Regions from separate parts of the Homo sapiens genome. Here region 2 is linked to region 1. Evidence: read pairs that join two places in POLR2A ChIA-PET (ENCODE). Cell type or tissue: GM12878. All regions are shown on one strand. Links, peaks and the distances in the headings refer to the core of each region. The heading gives the core; the rest is flanking DNA. Region 1 overlaps ZNF217-AS1 (ZNF217 antisense RNA 1). Region 2 overlaps LOC105372672 (a long non-coding RNA gene).

The links. ChIA-PET counts read pairs that join two places held together with the same protein. Peaks named below come from ENCODE experiments on the same cell type or tissue, not always from the same donor. Only the 100,000 strongest peaks of a DNase experiment are listed, where the experiment ranks them.
Region 2: POLR2A ChIA-PET joins it to region 1 with 5 read pairs; 11 of 35 experiments call an interaction of 5 or more read pairs at or near these places.

The regions. Positions count from the first base shown.
Region 1 is chr20:53,556,588-53,566,483 of GRCh38, reverse strand. ZNF217-AS1 (ZNF217 antisense RNA 1) reads right to left here. Exons shown (of 6, transcript NR_110051.1): 2 at 9,729-9,846; 3 at 3,617-3,735. Among named protein-coding and RNA genes, the nearest start is that of ZNF217-AS1, 8.8 kb to the right of the region's middle. RefSeq lists a silencer at 6,954-7,137 and an enhancer at 9,068-9,568. In GM12878, for the core only: no CTCF peak of the experiment used is centred there; no DNase peak of the experiment used is centred there.
Region 2 is chr20:53,609,883-53,622,534 of GRCh38, reverse strand. It overlaps LOC105372672 (a long non-coding RNA gene), which reads right to left. Exons shown (of 3, transcript NR_134576.1): 2 at 4,537-4,698. Among named protein-coding and RNA genes, the nearest start is that of ZNF217, 22 kb to the right of the region's middle. RefSeq lists enhancers at 226-990, 11,716-11,765. In GM12878, for the core only: no CTCF peak of the experiment used is centred there; no DNase peak of the experiment used is centred there; H3K27ac peaks cover 991 bases.

The DNA of each region.
Region 1 (9,896 bases), core at 1,102-5,101:
GCTCTGTCGCCCAGGCTGGACTGCACTGGCGCAATCTCGCCTCGCTGCAACCTCCGCCTCCTGGATTCAAGAGATTCTCCTGCCGCAGCTTCCCAAGTATCTGGGATTACAGGCGTGTGCCACCATGCCTCGCTAATTTTGGTATTTTTAGTAGAGACAGGGTTTCACCATGTTGGTCAGGCTGGTCTTGAACTCCTGACCTCAAGTGATCCGCCTGCCTCGGCCCCCCAAAGTGCTGGGATTACAGACGTGACCTACCATGCCCAGCCCACCAACCTTCTTCCTTAGGATTTTAGCTGCCATTGATGTTGCAAAAGTCACTTTTAAAGACTTCTTAAAATTCCACATCTGTTAATTGAAATTCTATTAAGAAGAGCTTCCTTATGATTATTTGGTTACCCTGAAACACAGTTTCAACCAAAAAAAGGAGAAATGCTCGTTTTGTTTGTTTTTTATTCCTCTTGATTACCAGCTTTGAGGATGAGTTGGTGCCAGCATTCTCCAGAGGTGACCCAGGAATAAGCTTTTACATTTTTGGTATGAGCTCACAAGTCTTATACACTTGATGTGTTGAGAGCATGTGGTCGTCATTTTGATGCCTCAAGTCTCTTGTTTTTGGTCAGTGGGAGTTCCAAGTTGGCCCAGTGTTTGCAGGACAAAAGTCTGAAGGCTTCTTAACTTTTTGTTAAAACATGTTCTGGCTGGGCATGGTGGCTCACGTCTGTAATCCCAGCACTTTGGGAGGCTGAGGCGGGCGGATCACCTGAGGTCAGGTGTTCCAGAACAGCCTGGCCAACATGGTAAAACCCCATCTCTAGTAAAATACAAAAATTAACTGTGAAACCCCGTCTCTACTAAAATACAAAAATTAACCAGGTGTGGTGGCAGGTGCCTGTAATCCCAGCTACTAGGGAGGCTGAGGCAGGACAGTTGCTTGAACTCGGGAGGCAGAGGTTGGAGTGAGCCGAGATCGCACCACTGTACTCCGGCCTGAGCGACAGAGCGAGACTCAGTCTCTAAAAACAAACCCCAAAACAAAACCGGAGATGATCCAAATCCCACCTGTACTGACCCACACCTGGGAACCGTCATTTATCCAAGGATCCTGGGTTCCTTTTATGGGAAGCGGTAATTAGGGCAGTTTGGGCGCAAGGGGCATTTAGTCCTACCTGGGTGGTTGTGCTCCTGGCCTTTTTAATGTAGGGAAAGGAAATAAATATTATCAAAAAGGAAACCTCAGTGAATTATACTGCTATTTCCAACTCACGTTTTAGAGTTTTCTTTGATTTTGTTTTTGATTTTCTGAAAAGCTGGGTTCCTGGCTTTAACCTACTGTATATAACAGAAACAATGCCAATGTTATTGCTCTTATCACTGCCCAATGAACCTTTCAGATTTCTCTTTTGAGTTGGAGTCTCGCTCAGTCTCCCAGGCTGGAGTGCAGTTGCGCCATCTCAGCACACTGCAAGCTCTACCTTCCGGGTTCACACCATTCTCCTGCCTCAGCCTCCTGAGTAGGTGGAACTACAGGTGCCTGCCACCACATCCGGCTAATTTTTTTTGTATTTTTAGTAGAGATGGGATTTCACTGTATTAGCCAGGATGGTCTAGATCTCCTGACCTCATGATCCACCTGCCTTGGCCTCCCAAAGTGCTGGGATTACAGGCGTGAGCCACCGCGCCCAGCCTAAAGTAACCATTTTTAAAAATTATTATTTTTTTCTAAGAATGAGTCTCGCTCTGTAGCCCGGGCTGGAGTGCAGTGGCACGATCTTGGCTTACTGCAACCTCCACCTCCCGGGTTCAAGCAATTCTCTGCCTCAGCCTTCCGAGTAGCTGGGACTGCAGGCGCATGCCACCAAGCCCGGCTAATTTTTGTATTTTTAGTAGAGATGGGGTTTCACCATATTGGTCAGGCTGGTCTTGAATTCCTGAGCTTAGGTGATCCATCTGTCTCAGCCTCCCAAAGTGCTAGGATTACAGGTGTGAGCCACTGCGCCCAGCCTAAAAATTAATTTTTGATTTATCTTTTCATTAATTCTTTTTGAAAATACAGGCATATTTGCAGGTCTATTTATATCTCCCTTTCTTATTTAAAAAGGAGTTTACAGTCCACACTAGCACAGGCTGATTTTAGCACTGTTTCATTGTTTTCCTGGAGAATGAAACAGCACACACACACACACACACACACACACACACACACACACACGAAAAAAACGCTGAAAAAAAATTTTTTTTTAAAAGAACACGGTTTTCTGCTGAACATCAAATGACTCGAAGAAATCTACTTTGGAGAGGTTGAAGTTGGTGGTCTTTTCTCTACCTGCTTTTATTTCTTCAGTATATCTTTATTGAGCTTTCACTAAGTGCCAGGCGCTTAGGGCTAGTACTGGCTGGGTGCCAGGGACATGTGTCTCATGAACCAGGTAGCATTTCCTACCCTCTTGGGGCTGTCTTTGTGGGGTTGCTGGTGGTGGAAGACATTGAAAATAGGTCATCATGGCTGGGCGCGGTGGCTCATGCCTGTAAGTCTAGCACTTTGGGAGCCCCAGGCTGGTGGATCACTTGAGGTCAGAAGTTCCAAACCAGCCTGGCCAACATGGCAAAACCCCGTCTCTACTAAAACTACAAGAATTTGCCGGGTTTTGTGGTGTGCGCCTGTAATCCCAGCTACTTGGAAGGCTGAGACACAAGAATTGCTTGAACCTGGTGGGAGGAGGTTGCAGTGAGCCAAGATCGTGCCACTGCACTCCAGCCTGGGTGACACAGCAAGACTGTGTCTCGGAAAGAAAAGGGCTGGGGAAGGGGAGGGGAAGGGAAGGGAAGGGAGGGGAAGGGAGGGGAGGGGAGGGGAGGGGAGGGGAGGGGAGGGGAGAAAAGGTCAACAGACCAGTTATGGCCCTGCTGTAGTGGCTGGGGAGGAAATCAGCAGGAGACTGAGAATAATTAGGAGAACCCACGAGAGCTGGGTGGTCAGGACAGGACCTAACAGGTCCTAGAGGATGAAAGGAGGTGGCCATGTAATTAATGCTTTATAAAGAATCTTGGCCGGGCACGGTGGTTCACGCCTGTAATCCCAGCACTTTGGGAGGCCGAGGCGGGTGGATCACGAGGTCAGGAGATTGAGACCATCCTGGCTAACGCGGTGAAACCCCGTCTCTACTAAAAATACCAGAAAATTAGCCGGGCGTGGTGGCTGGTGCCTGTAGTCCCAGCTACTCGGGAGGCTGAGGCAGGAGAATGGCATGAACCTGGGAGACGGAGCTTGCAGTGAGCTGACATCGCACCACTGCACTCCAGCCTGGGCGACAGAGCGAGACTCCGTCTCAAAAAAAAAAAAAAAAAAAAAAAAAAGAATAGGTTACAGCTATTGATATTTACCTTAATAGATATGGAAAACTATTAAATAATTTACAAATTCAAGAACAACAATAATCCCACTACATGTTAATATAAAGAAAATTTGGCCGGGCGCAGTGGCTCACCCCTGTAATTCCAGCTCTTTGGGAGGCCAAGGTGGGCAGATCATCTGAGGTCGGGAGACCAGCCTGGCCAACATGGTGAAACCCCGTCTCTACTAAAAATACAAAAATTAGCGAGGTGTGGTACTCACCTGTAATCCCAGCTACTTGGGAGGCTGAGGCAGGAGAATCGCTTGAACTCAGAAGGCAGAGGTTGTAGTGAGCTGAGGTCGTGCCATTGCAAGCCAGCCTCAGCGAAAGAGTGAGACTCCTTCTCAAAAAAAAAAAAAAAAGAAAAGAAAATCTTTTAGTCAGGGATGGTGGCTCTTGCCTGTAATCCCGGCACTTCTGCAGGCCGCGGAGGGTGGATCGCTTGAGCCCAGGAGTTTGAGACCAGCCTGGGGAACATGGAGAGACCTCATCTCTACAAAAAATACAAAAATTAGCCGGCCATGGTGGTGCATGCCTGTAGTCCCAGCACTTTGGAAGGCCGAGATGGGAGGATTGCTTGAGGCCAGGAGCTCGAGACCAGCCTGGGCAACAGAGTGAGACCTCTGTCTATACATAAAATAAAATAAAATAACAAAATTAGCTGGGCATGGTGTTGCAAACCTGTAGTCCCAGCTACTCAGGAGGTTGAGGTGGGAGGATCACTTGAGCCCAGGAGGTTGAGGCTGCAGTGAGCTATGATTGTACCACTGCACTCTATCCAGTCTGGGCAGCAGAACAAGACCAACTCAATGGAAAAATAATAATAACTTGTTTTTTTTTTTGAGACAGAGTCTCACTCTGTCTCCCAGGCTGGAGTACAGTGGTGCGATCATGGCTTGACCTGGGTTTAAGGGATTCTCCCACCTCTGCCTGTCCAGCAGCTGGAACTACAGGTGCTTGCCACCATGCCTGGCTAATCTTTTTTTTTTTTTTTTTTTGAGACAGAATTCACTCTGTCACCTAGGTGCAGAGTGCAGTGGTGTGATCTTGGCTGATTGCAACCTCTGCCTCCCTGGTTCACCTCAGCTTCCCGAGTAGCTGGGATTACAGGTACATGCCACCACACCCAACTGATTTTTATATTTTTAGTAGAGAAAGGGTTTTGCCATGTTGGCTAGGCTGGTCTCGAACTCCTGACCTCAAGTGATCTGTTGCCTTGGCCTCCCAAAGTGCTGGGATTACAACTGTGAGCCACTTCACCCGGCCTAATTTCTGTGCGTTTTTTTTTTTTTTTTTTTTTTTGTAGAGGTAGGGTCTTGCTATGTTGCCCAGGCTGGGTGAGTTTTGCAAAATGGTTATGTGTGTGAATTTAGCTGAAGCAATAACGAGGATTTGGTTGCATTGGGAACCAAACCAGTCTCTAGTTATGAAGAAGGCAATGAGCACAACACACTTCTGCCAAATTGTAGGGGAGAAGTGCGTTCTTGAAGACCATCAATAACTGAATATCTGAACTATTCAAGGCTATTTTTCTCAATGGAACTAACTGACCAATGATGGGGCATTTTACTTAGTGCCATAAAGTGTCACCTCCAGGTGGCACGGGTGTTAACAAAGTTTGCCAGTTCCTTGTTCTACCAGCTTTGAAATTCAACTTTGATAGTTGAGCAACTTTTCAAAGATGGAACATTTGTGTTATTTCAAATGCTGTGGGGAACATTTGTGTTATTTCAAATGCGGCAGAAAAGATGAAACTCTATTAGTAACGCTTTTAATAAACTTTAAATTTTTTATAATTCAAAAAAATTTAAAGTTCCTTGAGCTAGCTTGTATGTTCATTACCTAGTGTAGTCCTTGTGCTTAGTGATTGTAACAGCAGAGCAAAATGACACCGCTGTTATATGGATATTTATTTCCAGTGATGCCAAAGGCCCAGTTTTTTTTTCTTTCTTTCTTCCTTCCTTCCTCCCTCCCTCCCTTTCTTTCTTTCCTTCCTTCTTTCCTTCCCCTCCCTTCTTCCTTCCTTCCTTGTTTTTGACAGTCTTGCTCTGCTCTGTCACCCAGGCTGGAGTGCAGTGGAATGACCTCGGCTCACTGCAACCTCTGCCTCCCAGGGTTCAATCGATTCTCCTGCCTCAGCCTCCTGAGTAGCTGGTATTATAGGCATGCACCACCACGCCTGGCTAATTTTTGTATTTTTAGTAGAGACAGGGTTTCATCGTCTTGGCCAGGCTGGTCTCCAACTCCTGACTTTAAGTGATCTGCCCGCCTCAGCCTCCCAAAGTGCTGGGATTACAGGTGTGAGCCACCACTCCTGGCCCCAAAAACCCAATTTAATTAAAAGAAGAAGAAAAAAAGGAACTCTCACTGCCATTGTGTTCTCCACTTTGCCCCAGGTGCTGGGCTCTGAGAGCTCCAGGGGCAGGGCTTGTATTTTCTAGGGAGGATGTAAGGCAAGAAAGCCCAGGGGAAAGTAAATGACCCTGGGAAGGAGGAGTCAAGTCCTAAGAGACAGGATTTGGCCCTGGAGGGAAAAGGGAGAAAGCCAGTCCTGAAGGAAGGGAAGGAGTTGCTCAAGCTCCAGGCGGGGTGGGGTTGAGCCTGGAGCCGCGCTCCCCTCTCCTGGTTCTCTCACCCCTTCCTCCTGCCTTCTTCTCTCCCCACTTCTCTTCCCTCTATCCCTCATTTGCAGATGGATCCATCAAGAACTTCTGGGCCGGATGCAGTGGCTCATGTCTGTAATCCCAGCACTTTGGGAGGCCGAGGCAGGCGGATCACCTGAGGTCAGGAGTTCGAGATCAGCCTGACCAGCATGGAGAAACCCCATCTCTACTAAACATACAAAATTAGCTGGGTGTGGTGGCACATGCCTGTAATCCCAGCTACTCGGGAGGCTGAGGCAGGAGAGTCACTTGAACCCAGGAGGCGGAGGTTGTGGTGAGCTGAGATTGTGCCATTGCATTCCAGGCTGGGCAACAAGAGAGAAACTTCGTCTCAAAAAAACAAAACAAAACAAAAAAACTTCTGGAAATGGACCAGGCTTAGTGTGGTTTGTGGGACCTAAAGACGACTAGCAAGGAAAATGATCCAACTCACCATTCGCCCCAAATGGGAATGAAACTCAGGATGACAGAGATCACAAGGCTTCTTGAACTTCTATTCAGATGCAACTTTATTTGTTTTGTTTTTTGTTTCGTTTTGTTTTGAGACAGAGTCTCACTTTGTCTTCCAGGCTGGAGTGCGGTGGCACAATCTCAGCTCACTGCAACCTCTGCCTCCCAAGTTCAATTGATTCTCATGCCTCAGCCTCCCGAGTAGCTGGGACTACAGGTGTGTGCCACCACACCTGGCTAATTTTTGTATTTTTAGTAGAGATGGGGTTTCGCCATGATGGCCAGGCTGGTCTCGAACTCCTGGCCTCAAGTGAGCCGCCCACCTTGACCTCCCAAATGCTGGGATTACAGGCATGAGCAACTGTGCCCAGCCCAGATGCAACTTTAATGCCACAAATACCTCCTTGGGTGTGCCATGTGATATCAATTATTCTGGTTACAGATTTTCTTAAGTAGAGAAATAATGGTAGTACATGAACAATAATACCAATAGTTTGGTACTTTAAAATAGCATAAACTGGCCACGGTGGCTCTTGCCTGTAAACCCAGCACTTTGGGAAGCCAAGGTGGGAGGATCGCTTGAGCCCAGGAATTCAAGAACAGCTTGGGCAACATAGCGAGACCTCATCTCTAAAAAACAAACAAACAAACAAAGTAAAATAGCAAAGGTGCAAAAGCCTGCCAAGAATGGAATGGATGAGTAAGCTGTGGCATCTCCTTGCAGTGGTCAGTATACAGTGACAAGAACGGATGATCTACAATCATAGAGCAACATGGAGAAACTTCGCAAACATAATGCAGAGCAAAAGACGCCAGACACAAAAGACTGTGTTCCGTATGACTCCACTCATGCAAATGACAAAAATGGGTAGCACTAGCCTATGCTGCTGGAAGTCAGGATGGCGTGTGCGCTGCTGCTGGTGGTGGGCAAACAGCAAGCAGGTACAGACACGCTTGGGATTCTAGACCTTTCGTTCCATGGTCTGGGTGCTGGTTTATGTTGTGAAAATAAATTGAAGTCTACACTTATGATTTGGGCACTTTTTGTGTGTATATATATGTATATATACATATATATGTGTGTGTATATATATATACACACATATATGTATGTGTGTGTATATATATGTGTGTGTGTGTATATATATATATATATATATATATATATACACTTCAGTTTTTTTGTTTGTTTTACAGAGAGGGTCTCACTCTGTCACTGGGATGCTGGGGTGCAGTGGTGTGATCATAGCTCACTGTAGCCTCCAACTCCTGAGGTCAAGTGATCCTCCTGCCTCAGCCTCCTGAGTAGCTTAGACTACAGGAATGCACCACCATGCTTGACTAATTTTTAAAAATCTTTTAAAAACTTTTCTTTGGTAGAGATGATCTGTTGACCAGGCTGGTCTTGAACTTCTAGCCTCAAGCAATCCTCCTGCCTCAGCCTCCCACAGTACTGGGATTATAGGCATGAGCCACCAATCCTGGCTGTATTATACTTCAATTTTAAAAAAGGAAAAAATAGCAGAGTAAAGTATGAACAAATTGAGGTTATGACTCACAATACACCTCCTTTTTTTGTTTTTTGTTTTTTTTTTTTGAGACAGAGTGTTGCTCTGTCACCCAGGCTGGAGTACAGTGGCGTGATCTCAGCTCACTGCAACCTCTGCTGCCTACCCTGCCGCCCGGGTTCAAGTGATTCTCTGGTCTCAGCCTCCCAAGAAGCTGGGACTATAGGCATGCACCACCAGGCCCAGCTAATTTTTGTAATTTTTAGTAGAAATGGGGTTTTGCCATGTTGACCAGGTGGTCTCGAACTGACATCTGGTGATTTGCCCACCTTGGCCTCCCAAAGTGTTTAGATTACAAGCGTGAGCCACCACACCCAGCCCAATTTTTATTTTATTTTATTTTATTTTATTTTATTTTATTTTTTATTTTTATTTTTTGAGATGAATCTTGCTCCGTCGCCCAGGCTGGAGTGCGGTGGTGCTGTCTCGGCTCACTGCAGCCTCCACCTCCCGGGTTCAAGCAATTCTCTGCCTCAGCCTCCCGAGTGGCTGGGATTACAGGCGCCCACCACCATGCCCAGCTAAGTTTTTTGTATTTTTAGTAGAGACGTGGTTTCACCATCTTGGCCAGGCTGTTCTTGAACTCCTGACCTCATGACCCACCCGCCTCGGCCTCCCAAAGTGCTGGGATTGCAGGCGTGAGCCACTACACCCGGCCTATTTTATTTTATTTTTGAGACGGAATGTTTCTCTTGTCGCCTAGGCTGGAGTGCAATGGCGCGATCTCAGCTCACTGCAACCTCTAACTCCCGGGTTCAAGAGATTCTCTCACCTCAGCCTCCCAAGTAGCTGGGACTACAAGCATGTGCCACCATGCTCAGCTAATTTTTGTAATTTTTAGTAGAAATGAGGTTTCACCATGTTGGCCAGGTGGTCTTGAACTACTGACTTCAGGTGATCTGCCCACCTTGGCCTGCCAAAATGCTGAGATTATAGGCGTAAGCCACCATACCCAGCCCAATTTTTAGCTTTTGCTCTAGGTGTGATGGGAAGCTGTGGGGAGGTTTAGCAGAGGGTTTAAGTGACTGGACTTAGCACAGCTGTGTTTTCCTTCATGGTGTCTGACCCGAGGGCCATTGCATCATTGATGTTAATTCCAAATGAGGCTGAATATTCATGCGGAGACACCGACGGGGTTGACCGGAGCTGCTCCTCCCACCTCATTGAACTTGATTGCCATTTCTGGAAGGCTTCATCTGTCAGTGCCCCCGACCCCCAGGAGGAGGGTTGGGAGGGCTTCCTAGAAGAAGAGCTGTCTAATCTGAGGCTTGCACAAGGATCTGGGAGGGTTTGCACCGGCTGTTGCCTCTGAACTTCCCTCTTGGGAGGAGGTTAAAGGCAACAAGGCACATTTCGGGGATCATCAGGAGGGGGATGCCCTTGAGTAAGGAGTTTTCTGCCAGGAAAGGGTACGAAGAGGCTGAGGAGGTGGTGGTGAGCTGGTTAAGAAAATGTGGGCATTATCTTGTGGTCAATAAAAAGACACTGAAGAGGCCAGGCATGATGGCTCATGCCTGTAATCTCAGCACTTTGGGAGGCTGAAGTGGGAGGATTGCTTGAGCCCACAAGTTTGAGAGCAGCCTAAGCAACATAGTGAGACCCTGTGTCTACAAAAAATACCAAAAAAGTTAGCCAGGGGTGCTGGCACATGCCTGTAGTCCCAGAGACTCTGGAGGCCGAGGCAGGAGGATCGCTTGAGCCTGGGAGGCCAAGGCTGCAGTGAGTCATGATGGCACCACCACACTCCAGCTTGGACAGCAGAGTGAGACCCTGTTTAAAAAAAAAAAAAAAAGACAATGAAGAGTGCAAAGTCGCAGAAT
Region 2 (12,652 bases), core at 5,840-9,839, 51 kb before region 1:
AGAACAATGCAAACATAAGGTGTTACGTTAAGGAGGCACAATTCCAAGCTTTTCTGTATTGTTTGGATCAAAACATTGTTTCCTTGTCTACATTATTTATCTACATGGACTTACAGTTGTTTGTGAAGATGAAATAAGCAGCTTCCACTGATGGCCTAACCAGAAACTTCAGTGGTTTGACTCTTAGTGAATTTGCCTCAACGTACGTTTTTTAAAAAGTACCTAGAAATAGTCTCACCAGGAAAGAAACAGAATGAAGCTGTCCCTAGGTTAAAACCACCTCACTCACAGTTTATTCCTGAAACAAACATTTGTTGACTGTGTTTTTGACATGGTTTACTGGCCTAAGCTCACAAACTTTCCATAAATGCATCAAGAAGTCAGTATTTCCTAGCCAAACACATTCTCATCTGTATCCCATCTCTGGCCAAATTCCGTAGGGATCTGGCTGTAAATAAGTAATGCCTCCTAGGAGCACGGTTCTGCCTATCTGCGGGCCCACGCCCTTTTGCTGTTCGACTTGAAACTTGGAGGCAGTCCAGGGATATGGCTAAATAATTACTGAGCCAGAACCAGTTAATCACAGGCCCTCCAGAGGTGGGGACCAGGCCCCTGTGCTCTGCACCCTGCGGGGGCAATGGAGGCACTTCAGAGTTTACCATCCTGGTAGGACCTAAGCCTTCGGGGCATCACGAGTCTGTTAAATTACTCCAGTCTTGAGCTAATTTGGTGCAGGCTCCCTGGATTTAGGCCCCAGTGAGTAGTTGGCTTTTCTGTTTTTGGCACAGGTAAGAAAGGAGGAGGGGAAAAAAATGGTGTAAGCAAGTTTCAAAATCTTAGATCATTTCATGAATGACTCAGTGTTTCCTTCTGGAAAAGTGCAAATAATTGGCTTTCATTAATAACTTAGCTTTGAAAAAAATTCCTAAATAGTGAGCAACCTTTCATGCTATCTGAACACTGCCATCCTCCAATCTTCAATTTTATAGCTTCCAGAGGAATTTCATTCACTTGATAACGTGTGCTTGTTGAAAAATAAACTGTCACCTACTTCCTCCTTGAGGCTTCCTGTTCTTTCTGAGAAAAGCATTGAGATTGTCTTTCTTTTTCTCTCTCTTTTGTTTTCCTATGTAAAAATATTCAGCCAGGCACAGCGGCTCATGCCTATAATCCCAGCACTTTGAGAGGCTGAGGCAGGCAGATCACTTGAAGTCAGGAGTTCGAGACCAGCCTGGCCAACATGGTGAAACCCGTCTCTACCAAAAATACAAAAAATTAGCTGGGTGTGGTGGCGCATGCCTGTAATCCCAGCTACTCAGGAGACTGAGGCAGGAGAATTGCTTGAACCCAGGAGGCGGAGGTTGCAGTGAGCTGGGATCCTGCCACTGAACTCCAGCCAGGGCGACAGAGCAAGACTCCATCTCAAAAAAAAAAAATAAAAATTCAGGCCAGGCGCAGTGGCTCACAGCCTGTATTCCCAGCACTTTGGGAGGCCGAGACTGGCAGATCACTTGAGGTCAGGAGTTCAAGACCAGCCTGGCCCTCATGGTGAAACCCTGTCTCTAATAAAAATACAAAAATTAGCCGAGCGTGGTGGTGGGCGCTTGTAGTCCCAGCTACTCCGGGAGGCAAGGGAATCGCCTGAATTCGGGAGGTCGAGATTTCAGTGAGCCGAAATTGTGCCATTGCTCTCCAAAAATAAAATAAAAAATAATAAAATAGGCCGAGTGCGGTGGCTCACGCCTGTAATCCCAGCACTTTGAGAGGCCAAGGCAGGTGGATCACAAGGTCAGCAGTTCGAGACCAGTCTGGCCAACATGGTGAAACCCCATCTCTACTAAAAATACAAGAATTAGCTGGGTGTGGTGGTGCACGCCTGTAATCCCAGCTACTCAGGAGGCTGAAGCAGGAGAATCGCTAGAACCCAGGAGGTGGAGGTTGTGGTGAGCCGAGATTGTGCCACTGCACTCCAGTCTGGGCAACTGAGCAAGACTCCGTCTCAAATAAAAAAAAATTAAATTAAAAAAATAAAAATAGTAAACATATAGAGTTATTATTCTTCTTCGAAAACTAATTATATGGCCGGGCACGGTGGCTCACGCCTGTAATCCCAGGACTTTGGGAGGCCGAGGCGGGCGGATCACGAGGTCAGGAGATCAAGACCATCCTGGCTAACACGGTGAAACCCCGTCTCTACTAAAAATACAAAAAATTAGCCAGGCGAGGTGGTGAGCACCTGTAGTCCCAGCTACTCGGGAGGCTGAGGCAGGAGAATGGCGTGAACCTGGGAGGCGGAGCTTGCAGTGAGCCGACATCGCACCACTGCACTGCAGCCTGGGTGACAGAGCAAGACTCCATCTCAAAAAAAAAAAAAAAAAAAAAGAAAACTAATTATATGTAGCACAAAAGGAAATAGCCTATTTCTTCATAGAATGAGAATGTTATACTATATATTTCTTTAGCTAGAAATACATACATAAATATATTTCAAATATCTTTAATTCATTTGAGCACATTTCAGTTTTAGAATTTTTTTTTTTAAAAAACCTCTATTTGTCTCTCTCTTTCTCTGCACATAAAACAACCCCTAAGTTTTCATACAGAAGACATCCATTCTTTCAGCATTGCTATAAACTCTGAAGATGTCTCAAATGACTCATTAATGGAATAAAGTGGAATAAAGTGTTTCTCATGTTAAAGATATGCAAATGGAACTTAATCAAGTGAAGGGAGACTCCGTAATTCAGTAAATAAAGCTGAGAATGTTACTGTGGTCACCCTGAACTCTATTTGCATGCAAGCTTATCTTATTTTTAAAGCAGAAGGGAAAAAAAAGAGGAGGAAGAAAAAAACATCCCAACGTTCACCACACGTTGTTCTCAAAATAAAAATCTCATAAGGTGAAACAGTTAACAAAGCAAAAACTGCTTAGTATGGATGAATCCAAAATACATTGAAATTATTTTCTAGACAGCAAGCATACGACCTGCCTCAGGTCCTCTTATGGAGAAAATTGCACAATCAAACTTTTTGCCATTCATGTCTGTTGTATTAGGTCAGGACTGATTATTTATTTATTTATTTATTTTTTGAGACGGAGTGTGGCTCTGTCACCCAGGCTGGAGTGCAGTGGTGCGATCTCGGCTCACTGCAAGTTCCGCCTCCCGGGTTCACGCCATTTTCCTGTCTCAGCCTCCCGAGTAGCTGGGACTACAGGCGCCTGCCACTATGCCCAGCTAATCTTATTATTTTTAGTATAGACCGGGTTTCACCGCGTTAGCCAGGATGGTCTCGATCTCCTGACCTCGTGATCCGCCTGCCTTGGCCTCCCAAAGTGCTGGGAGTATAGGCATGAGCCACCATGCCCTGCCTATTTATTTATTTATTTATTTATTTTGAGATGGAGTCTCACTCTGTCACCCACGCTGGAGTGCAGTGGCCAGATCTCGGCTCACTGCAACCTCTGCCTCCTGGATTCAAGCGATTCTTCTGCCTCAACCTCCTGAGTAGCTGGGATTACAGGCGTGTAGCACAACACCCTGCCAATTTCTTGTGTGTCTTTAGTAGAGATGGGGTTTTGCCATGTTGGCCTGGCTGGTCTCGAACTCCTGACCTCAAGTGATCTGCCCCCCCCCCCCACCTCCTCAGTCGCCCAAAGTGCTGGGACTACAGGCGTGAGCCACCGTGACCAGCCAGGCCAGAACTGATTGTTACTACTCTGGCTTCAGGAGTCAGCCCTGCTTGGGTTGTTGGGCTAATCACAGCGTGGGTCCCTGGCTATTTCCTCAAACCAGACATATAGTTGGATTGAAACAGAATAGAGGGCCAGGCGCAGTGGCTCAACGCCTGTAATCCCAGCACTTTGGGAGGCTGAGACAGGTGGATCACTTGAGGTCAGGAGTTTGAGACCAACCTGGCCAACATGGCAAAACCTTGTCTTTACTAAAAATACAAAAATTAGCGGGGCGTGGTGGCGGGCGCCTGTAATCCCAGCTACTCAGGAGGTTGAGGCAGGAGAACCGTTTGAATCTGGGAGGCAGAGGTGGTAGTGAGCCGAGATTGCACCATTGCACTCCAGCCTGGGCAACAAGGGCAAGATTCCATCTCAAAAAAAAAAAAAAAGAAAGAAAAAAGAAAAAGAAATAGAATAGAGATAGACAAAGAAGAGAGGCACCCCATGTTAGATTCTCACACTGGATATCAAATTACCAATCTTGCAACATTTAATACCAGGAATTAAAACCAGAATCACTGTTATTTTCTTTGAGGGAAAGCTCAAATTGCACATCGTTTTTACATTTGTGTGAATACATATGATCTATTTTATGTTCTGGAAGAAAACTTGCTCCAGTGCAATGGCTCATTCATGTAAGGTGGAAATATTTCAAAGAAATAGTAGGAAGAGGAAAGTTCACACCTACTCAGGGAGAGAATGGATTTAAATAAATACTTCCGAACAGATCTAAATTAATCACGTCATTGGTCAAGTATGAGGAAAGGCCACCTGCAGCCCGGTTTAATTCTGGTGAGATATACCTGGGCTATTTTGGAAGATGATGCCGCTGAAGAAAGCCTTGCCTTGCACATGCAATAGCATCTCACGCTTTAGCTGGCAGCAAATCCTACTCAAGCCACCTCCCGTTTAGCTGATTCGGCATCTTCGAGGTCCCACATGCCTAGGGAATGAGTGAAAAAGCCCTAGAATATAAACCACAAATAGTGTAAAGATTTATTTATTTATTTTTATTTTATTTTTTTGGGACGGAGTCTCACTTTGTTGCCCAGACTGGAGTGCAGTAGCGTGATCTCAGCTCACTGTGACCTCCGCCTCCCGGGTTCAAGCAATTCTCCTGCCTCAGCCTCCTAAGTAGCTGGACTACAGGCATCTGCCACCATGCGGGCTAATTTTTTGTATTTTTAGTAAAGACGGGGTTTCCCCGTGTTAGCCAGGTTGGTCTCGATCTCCTGACCTCATGATCTGCCCTCCTCAGCCTCCCAAAGTGCTGGGATTAGAGGCGTGAGCCACCGTGCCGGGCCTAAAGATTTATTTTATAAGTATCTTTAGGTGTTGCCATTTTATTTGGTTAGGCCATCTAGTTCTGGGGGTGTTGTCAAGGCTTTTCTGAAAATCTACTCAAGGGCAAAATAGAGGTGTCCTATGATTAGTTACTGTGCCCTTCACCCCATCCCTGCCCTAACCCCAGAAAAATTGATTCTAAAATAAAAAACAAGAGAAGAGCCGGGCACGGTGGCTCATACCTGTAATCCCAGCACTTTGGGAGGCTGAGGCAGGCGGACCACGAGGTCAGCAGATCGAGACTATCCTGGCTAACACGGTGAAACCCCATCCCTACTAAAAAAGTACAAAAAATTAGCTGGGCATGGTGGTGGGCACCTGTAGTCCCAGCTACGCGGGAGGCTGAGGCAGGAGAATGGCGTTAACCTGGGAGGAGGAGCTTGCAGTGAGCGGAGATCGCGCCGCTGCAATCCAGCCTGGGCGGCAGAACTAGACTCTGTCTCAAAAAAAAAAAAAAATCGACATATGTATCTTTTATGAAGTTAAAACATAATTCTGATATCAAAAGGTACACAGAGAAAAGTCAGTCTCTCTCCCACCCACTGTGGTTCCCCTGACTCTCGAGTCCCCTTCCCTTTGCAGGGTCATCCCTAGGACCAGGGTAAAGATTATTTAATTATTTATTTATGAGACAGAGTTTCGCTCTTGTCACCCAGGCTGGAGTGCATTGGTGTGATCTCAGCTTACTGCAACCTCTGCCTCCCAGGTTCAAGTGATTCTCCTGCCTCAGCCTCCTGAGCAGCTGGAATTACAGGCACCAGCCACCGCATTCGGCTAATTTCTTTTGGTATTTTTAGTAGAGACTGGGTTTCATGATTTGGCCAGGCTGGTCTTGAACTCCTGACCTCAAGTGATCTACCCGCCTTGGCCTACCAAAGTGCTGGGATCACAGGCATGAGCCACCATGCCCAGCCCGTATTTACTTATTTTTATTTGTATAAAAATGCAAAGATGGCCGGGTGTGGTGGCTCAAGCCTGTAATCTCAGCACTTTGCAGGCTGAGGCAGGTGAATCACCTGAGGTCAGGAGTTCGAGACCAGCCTGACCAATATGGCAAAACCCCATCTCTATTAAAAATACAAAATTTAGCTGGACTTGATGGCGTGTGCCAGTATTCCCAGCTACTCGGGAGGCTGAGACAGGACAATTGCTTGAACCTGGGAGGTGGAGGTTGCAGTGAGCCGAGATTTCGCCACTGCACTCCAACCTGGGCGACAGAGCGAGACTCTATCAAAAAAAAAAAAAAAAGCCAAGATTAGCTGGGCGTGGTGGCATGAGCTTTTAGTCTCAGCCATGATCCTGACATTGTACTCCACCCTGGGGGACAGTGCAAAGCAAGACCCTGTCTCAAAAAAAGGAAAAATAAAAAGCTTTACATTATTATTATTATTATCAATCATTAGAGACAGAGTCTTGCTCTGTTGCCCAGGCTGGAGTGCAGCGGCATGATCATGGCTCACTGCAGCCTCTAACTCTCGGTCTCAGGTGATCCTCCCAACTCAGTCTCCCAGGTAGCTGGGACTATAGGCACATGCCACCACGCCCAGATAATGTTTTGGAAAATGGCCATTTTTTTTTAAAGCTGCAGGAAGGCAGCAAAATTGGAACAGTGGTTATTTCTGCATGTTATGTGTTGGGTTTATGGGTGCAATTTTGAAATTTTCTATAATATGTAGGGATTAATTTTTTTTTTTTTTCGTGACAGGGTGTTGCTCTCCTGCCCGAGCTGGAGTGCAGTGGCACAGTCGTGGCTCATTGCAGCCTCCAAATCCTGGCCTCGAGCAATCCTCCTGCCTCAGCCTTCCAAAGTGCTGGGATTACAGATGTGAGCCACCATGCCCAGCCAAGTAAGGCTTTCTAATCATAAAAATAAAAAAGTATTCTTTAAGAATTATACATTGCGGCCGGGCACAGTGGCTCACACCTGTAATCCCAGCACTTTGGGAGGCCGAGGCAGGTAGATCACCTGAGGTCAAGAGTTTGAGACCAGACTGGCCAACAACATAGTGAAACCCTATCTCTACTAAAAATACAAAAATTATCTGGGCGTGGTGGCGGGTGCCTGTAATCCCAGCTACTTCATAGGCTGAGGCAGGAGAATTGCTTGACTCCAGGAGGCAGAGGTTGCAGGGAGTTGAGATCATGCCATTGCACTCCAGCCTGGCCAATACAGTGAGACTCCGTCTCAAAAAAAAAAAAAAAAAAAAAAAAGGCCAGGTATGGTGGCTCACCCCTGTAATCCCAGCAGTTTGGGAGGCCGAGGCAGGTGGATCACGAGGTCAGGAGATTGAGACCATCCTGGCTAACATGGTGAAACCCCCGTCTCTACTAAAAAATACAAAAAAATTAGCTGGACATGGTGGCGGGCGCCTATAGTCCCAGTTACTCAGGAGGCTGAGGCAGGAGAATGGCCTGAACCCAGGAGCGAAACTTGCAGTGAGCTGAGATCGCACCACTGCACTCCAGCCTGGGTGACAGAGCAAAGACTCCTTCTCAAAACAAACAAACAAACAACCAAAAAAGAATTATACATTGCATGACCAGAACAACAAAAACAAAAGAATTGGCCAGGCATGGTGGCTTATGCCTGTAACCCCAGCACTTTGGGAGGCCCAGGCGGGTGGATCACAAGGTCAGGAGTTTAAGATCATCCTGGCCAAGATGGTGAAACCCCATCTCTACTAAAAATACAAAAATTATCTGGATGTGGTGGTGGGCGCCTGTAATCCCAGCTACTCAGGAGGCTGAGGCAAAGAATTGCTTAAACCCAGGAGGCGGAGGTTGCAGTGAGCCGAGATTGTGCCACTGCACTCCAGCCTGGGTGACAGAGTGAGACTCCGTCTCAAAAAAAAAAAAAAAAAAAGAATTATACATTGCATATTAGAGTGTGTCCTCTAATCTTTCCTAAGTGACCTTGTAAAATGTGAGGACTCTTGTATTTGAAATATGGCAGATACACAGATCTAACAGCAGTGTTCTTCTAGTTTACTGTAAAGTTAGCCTGAATCATTCTGATTCATTTACGGTGGCTTCTACTATATGCTATTTACATTTGTTCAACACACATGTATAGTTGAACCATAGATATCATTTGAGCACCTATTCTCACATTTGGAAGATGGTACCTTTTGTTTCATTTGCTTTTTCTTTAATTTCTTTATTTTTTTCCATTTTTTTGTTTTTTTATTTTTCTTTTTTTTTGATGAAGATGGTCCTTTTTAACACTGTGCTGGACGTTCCATATGAGATCAATAAATACTAATTAAATTTGAAGATTGAGGATAGGATTAGCTTTTCAAAGGGTGGATCTTGAGACTTATAATAAGTCTGAGAATGGATTATAGATACTCCACCCTAATAATGCTATAAATACTTCTGGTGGTGGTTTCTAGGCTTGATCAGCTTAATGATTCATTTTACTTGCAATGATCTTTTTCAGTTGTTTGCCTGTGTGTGCTTTAAAAAGGACAAAAATAAGTTTGGAGGAAAAAAAATTTAATTGCTTTCAAATGTTCCAATAAATTCAAACCCATATACTCTTGCTCAAGAATTTCCTTGCTAGGTTATTACATACTTTGCCAAATCTCTCTAGCTTTCTCCTGTTTTCTTAATCTTAGGAACTATGGAAGATTGTAAGTGTTGCTGGCTGGTCAGAAAATGTAAATGTTTTCAAACAACTTAAACATTTACATGTCATGAGAGATTTTTAAAAAATCAGATATCCACTCATAAAAACAGCTACAGGTTTAAGAATCAGCAAAAAACCATCTTAGGCCCCAGAAGAGAAAGAGTATATATATTTTTCACATTCTTATTTAAATAACCATCTGTTATCTGCAAATGTAGTTCCTACTGAGAACATCCCAATAAAAGGCCGGTCTGTGACTAAGGAAATACTCCAACTAACGATCCACTGATAGGCAAAGAAATATCAACAAGGCCAGGAGGCCTCATCGGTCGCTATCTAACAGACCTGGTAACAGCAGCAGTACCAGCTAGATGGCAAAGGAGCAGTGGTTGTGCCCAAACCATTACAAGTTTGCTAGGATTATTTCAGTCCATCTAGCAACTCACTCCAGGTGGGCAGCATTTAGGCTGGATTCTATGCAAACAGAACACAACAGAATACACTGGCAATGAGGGGTGCCCTTGTGTTCCAGATAATAGAAGCTTTGAATTCTTATACCCTAAAATTTTAGTGTTTCTGTAATGGATCTACAGTGTTTTGCTGTATAACTTGAAAACTAAGACAGACATAAAATCTTTAAAAGCTTAGAAAGGGAAAAAGGAAAAAAGTCTAGAAATTTTTTTTTTTTTTTTTTGAGTCTTGCTCTGTCACCCAGGCTGAAGTGCAATGGCGCCATCTCGGCTCACTGCAACCTCCACCTCCTGGGTTCAAGCGAGTCTCCTGCCTCAGCCTGCCGAGTAGCTGGAATTACATACAGGCGCCTGCCACCATGACCGGCTAATTTTTCATTTTTAGTAGAGATGGGGTTTCACCATGTTGGCCAGGCTGGTCTCGAACTCCTTACCTCAGGCGATCCACCCGCCTCGGCCTCCCAAAGTGCTGAGATTACAGGCATGAGCCACCGCGCCCGGCTACATTTCTTTAAAATTTCTCAAGTTAAAAGTAAATAACTGTTAGAATGGTTACATCCAATATTTACAAGCAGAATGTGTTTCCTGAGAATTTGCCCTTTCATTTAAGGTTGCAGTAGTGCTGCCACCATGTTTTCACACGTGATCAAATGTATCCCATTGGAAAACCGTGTAATCTTGTTCGGAAATCTTCCTCAGGCTTTGGCATCCTGTGGGTGTTCTGCCAGAGAACTTTAATCCAAATCATAAACTTAAGTCATAGGTACTAAAAAAGAAACTTCTGGTCTAGGACTTTGAATCTTTTGACTGTTAATAATCAAGAAAGCTGTATTTTCTTTCGTTTAAAAAATAGAGACGACTGGTGGTGGTGGGGGCTGCGGGTGTGTGTGTGGCTCACGCCTGTAATCCCAGCAATTTGGGAGTTTTACGTGGGCAGATCACTTGAGGTCAGGAGTTTGAGAACAGCCTGGCTAACATGGTGAAACCTCATCTCTACTAAAAATACAAAAATTAGCCGAGCATGGTGGTGCATGCCTGTAGTCCCAGCTACTCGGGAGGCTGAGACATGAGAATTGCTTGAACCCGGGACAGGGAGACTGCAGTGAGCCGAGATCATGCCACTGCACTGTAGCCTGGGTGACAGAGTGAGATTCTGTCTTAAAAAAAAAAAAAAAAAGAAAGATTAAAAATAGAGATGGGGGGGTCTCACTATGTTGTTCAGGCTGGTCTCAAACTCCTGGGCTCAAGTGATCCTCCCACCTTGGCCTCCCAAAGTAGAAGCTGTATTTTCAAGTTGGTCAAGTGTTCACCTACTCTGCCTCCAACTGTGATTTCAGTATATACAGGCATCCATAAAGTCTAGAAACAAAGAATCTACGTCATTACAAACATCTTCAATTTGTAAAAATTAGAATACATATAATAGGATAGAGTATAATAGAATAAAGTAGGATAAAACAAAACAAAGTAAAATGAAATAAATTAAACAACACTGTGTCTCCAGACTTTATGAAAATCTTTTTCGTGGACTTGAGGATGTACCGAGCCAGTGGAGTGGCTGGATGAAATGGGAACTCCACCGCAGGAAGTGGTGCTTTTCTCATGCTGCTAATTAAGGAATGTGGAACCCTTCTTTCTGAGTCAGCTTGGCGGTATGTAGAATTCTGTCCTGCTCGGTGCTTACGTGATTATTGCATGAAACTTTAGAAATAAACCAGAGTATCTTGCCACTTAACACTTAAGAGGCCAGAGGTGGTGTGTGTGTGTGTGTGTGTGTTTTTAAATGGTTCCTAATCTTTAAAATGGTTAGTTGCAGCTGGCCTTTTATCAGCTGATCATATTTACAGCAGTCTCAGATGGCACGGTGCCGTCCCAAAAGATTTGGACCATTTAGAAGCTCACATTTTAAGGTACACAGGCTTATCATAGCATTCTGAGGATTCACTAGAATTACATGGCAAGAAAAACTTTTCTGTGGAACTGTTTACTATTCTTATTTTAAATTACTTTTTGGTAAAATAAATGTTAATTTATTTCAAAGGTAATATAAGTAGATTATGAAAAATAATTAGAGAAAAATAGAAAGTAGAAAAAGGGTCATACATATGCCATTATTGAAAAACAAACATTAAAAAAATTTTTAAATATAACCCATCATAGGATTAAGGGTAAAAAAAGAAAAAAAGAAACAATTTTAATAAAAATTTTGAAATGTATGCGAAAGTAGAGAGAATAATAAAAATAGTGTAATGAGTAACCCCCATATCTGATGCCCAGTTCTAGTTTCTTTTTCTTTTTCTTTTTTTTTTTTTTGAGATGGAGTCTCGCTCTGTCGCCCAGGCTGGAGTGCAGTGGCACGATCTCAGCTCACTGCAATCTCTGCCTCCCGGGTTCACACCATTCTCCTGCCTCAGCCTCCTAAATAGCTGGGACTACAGGCACCCACCACCACGCCCGGCTAATTTTTTGTATTTTTAGTAGAGACGGGGTTTCACCGTGTTAGCCAGGATGGTCTTGATCTCCTGGCCTCATGATCTACCTGCCTCGGCCTCCCAAAGTGCTGGGATTACAGGCGTGAACCACGGTGCCTGGGCAAGTTCTAGTTTCAAGATGTTAACCACCTTTGGTTCAATTCTCTTGTTTTTTTATTTACTAAAGTATTATAAATTCTCCTATGTCATGTCATTCTTCTATATCCTTCAGTATACATCTTTAAATATATATATAATGCATATTCTGTAATAATCCGTGCCATTATTACAGCTAATGAAATAAAATTTTTTTGTTTTCATATAATATTCAGTCTGTACTAAAATTTTTCTGATAAAATCAATTTAAATATTTTTATGTATATTACATCCTTTTTTCGTTACTAATAGAAAAAATTAGAGTTCATTAAAAATACAACTTTGCATCTCGGTTTTTTCATTTGCTATTATAAATATTTCCCAATGGCCTATTTTTCAAAGCTTTCTAATTCTAAAATGGCTGTATGTAATCGTGTGGGGATACATAACTTGGATGACTAACCACTCCTTTATTTGTGTCCCTCCACACATGCATGGAGAGTGAACGTGTATTGCTCTCCCCCTCGTAGTAAATCTTGTTACCACGAAGATCTTTGTTCCTAACACCTTTTCCTACATTAGGGCTGTTTCCTTAGGATTGATTCCAGGAGTGTTATTGCTGCATCCAAATGTATGAACATTTGTAAGGCCCTTGACTTGTCTCATTGAGTTGTTTACAAAAGGACTGTACCAATTTACACTTCCACTTACAAAGGATGAGAGAGCCTCTATTAAAATGTTTAAAGGCCGGGCTTTTCAGAGCTCTTATAAATCATTGGCTATAAGAGGCTGACTTAGGTTTGTCATATGGTCATAGTCATCTCAAAATAAATAAATACGCATTTTCTATAGCTATAAAAACATGGCATGCGCAGACTGCCAAACAACCACAAAGTAACTTTGATTAAAG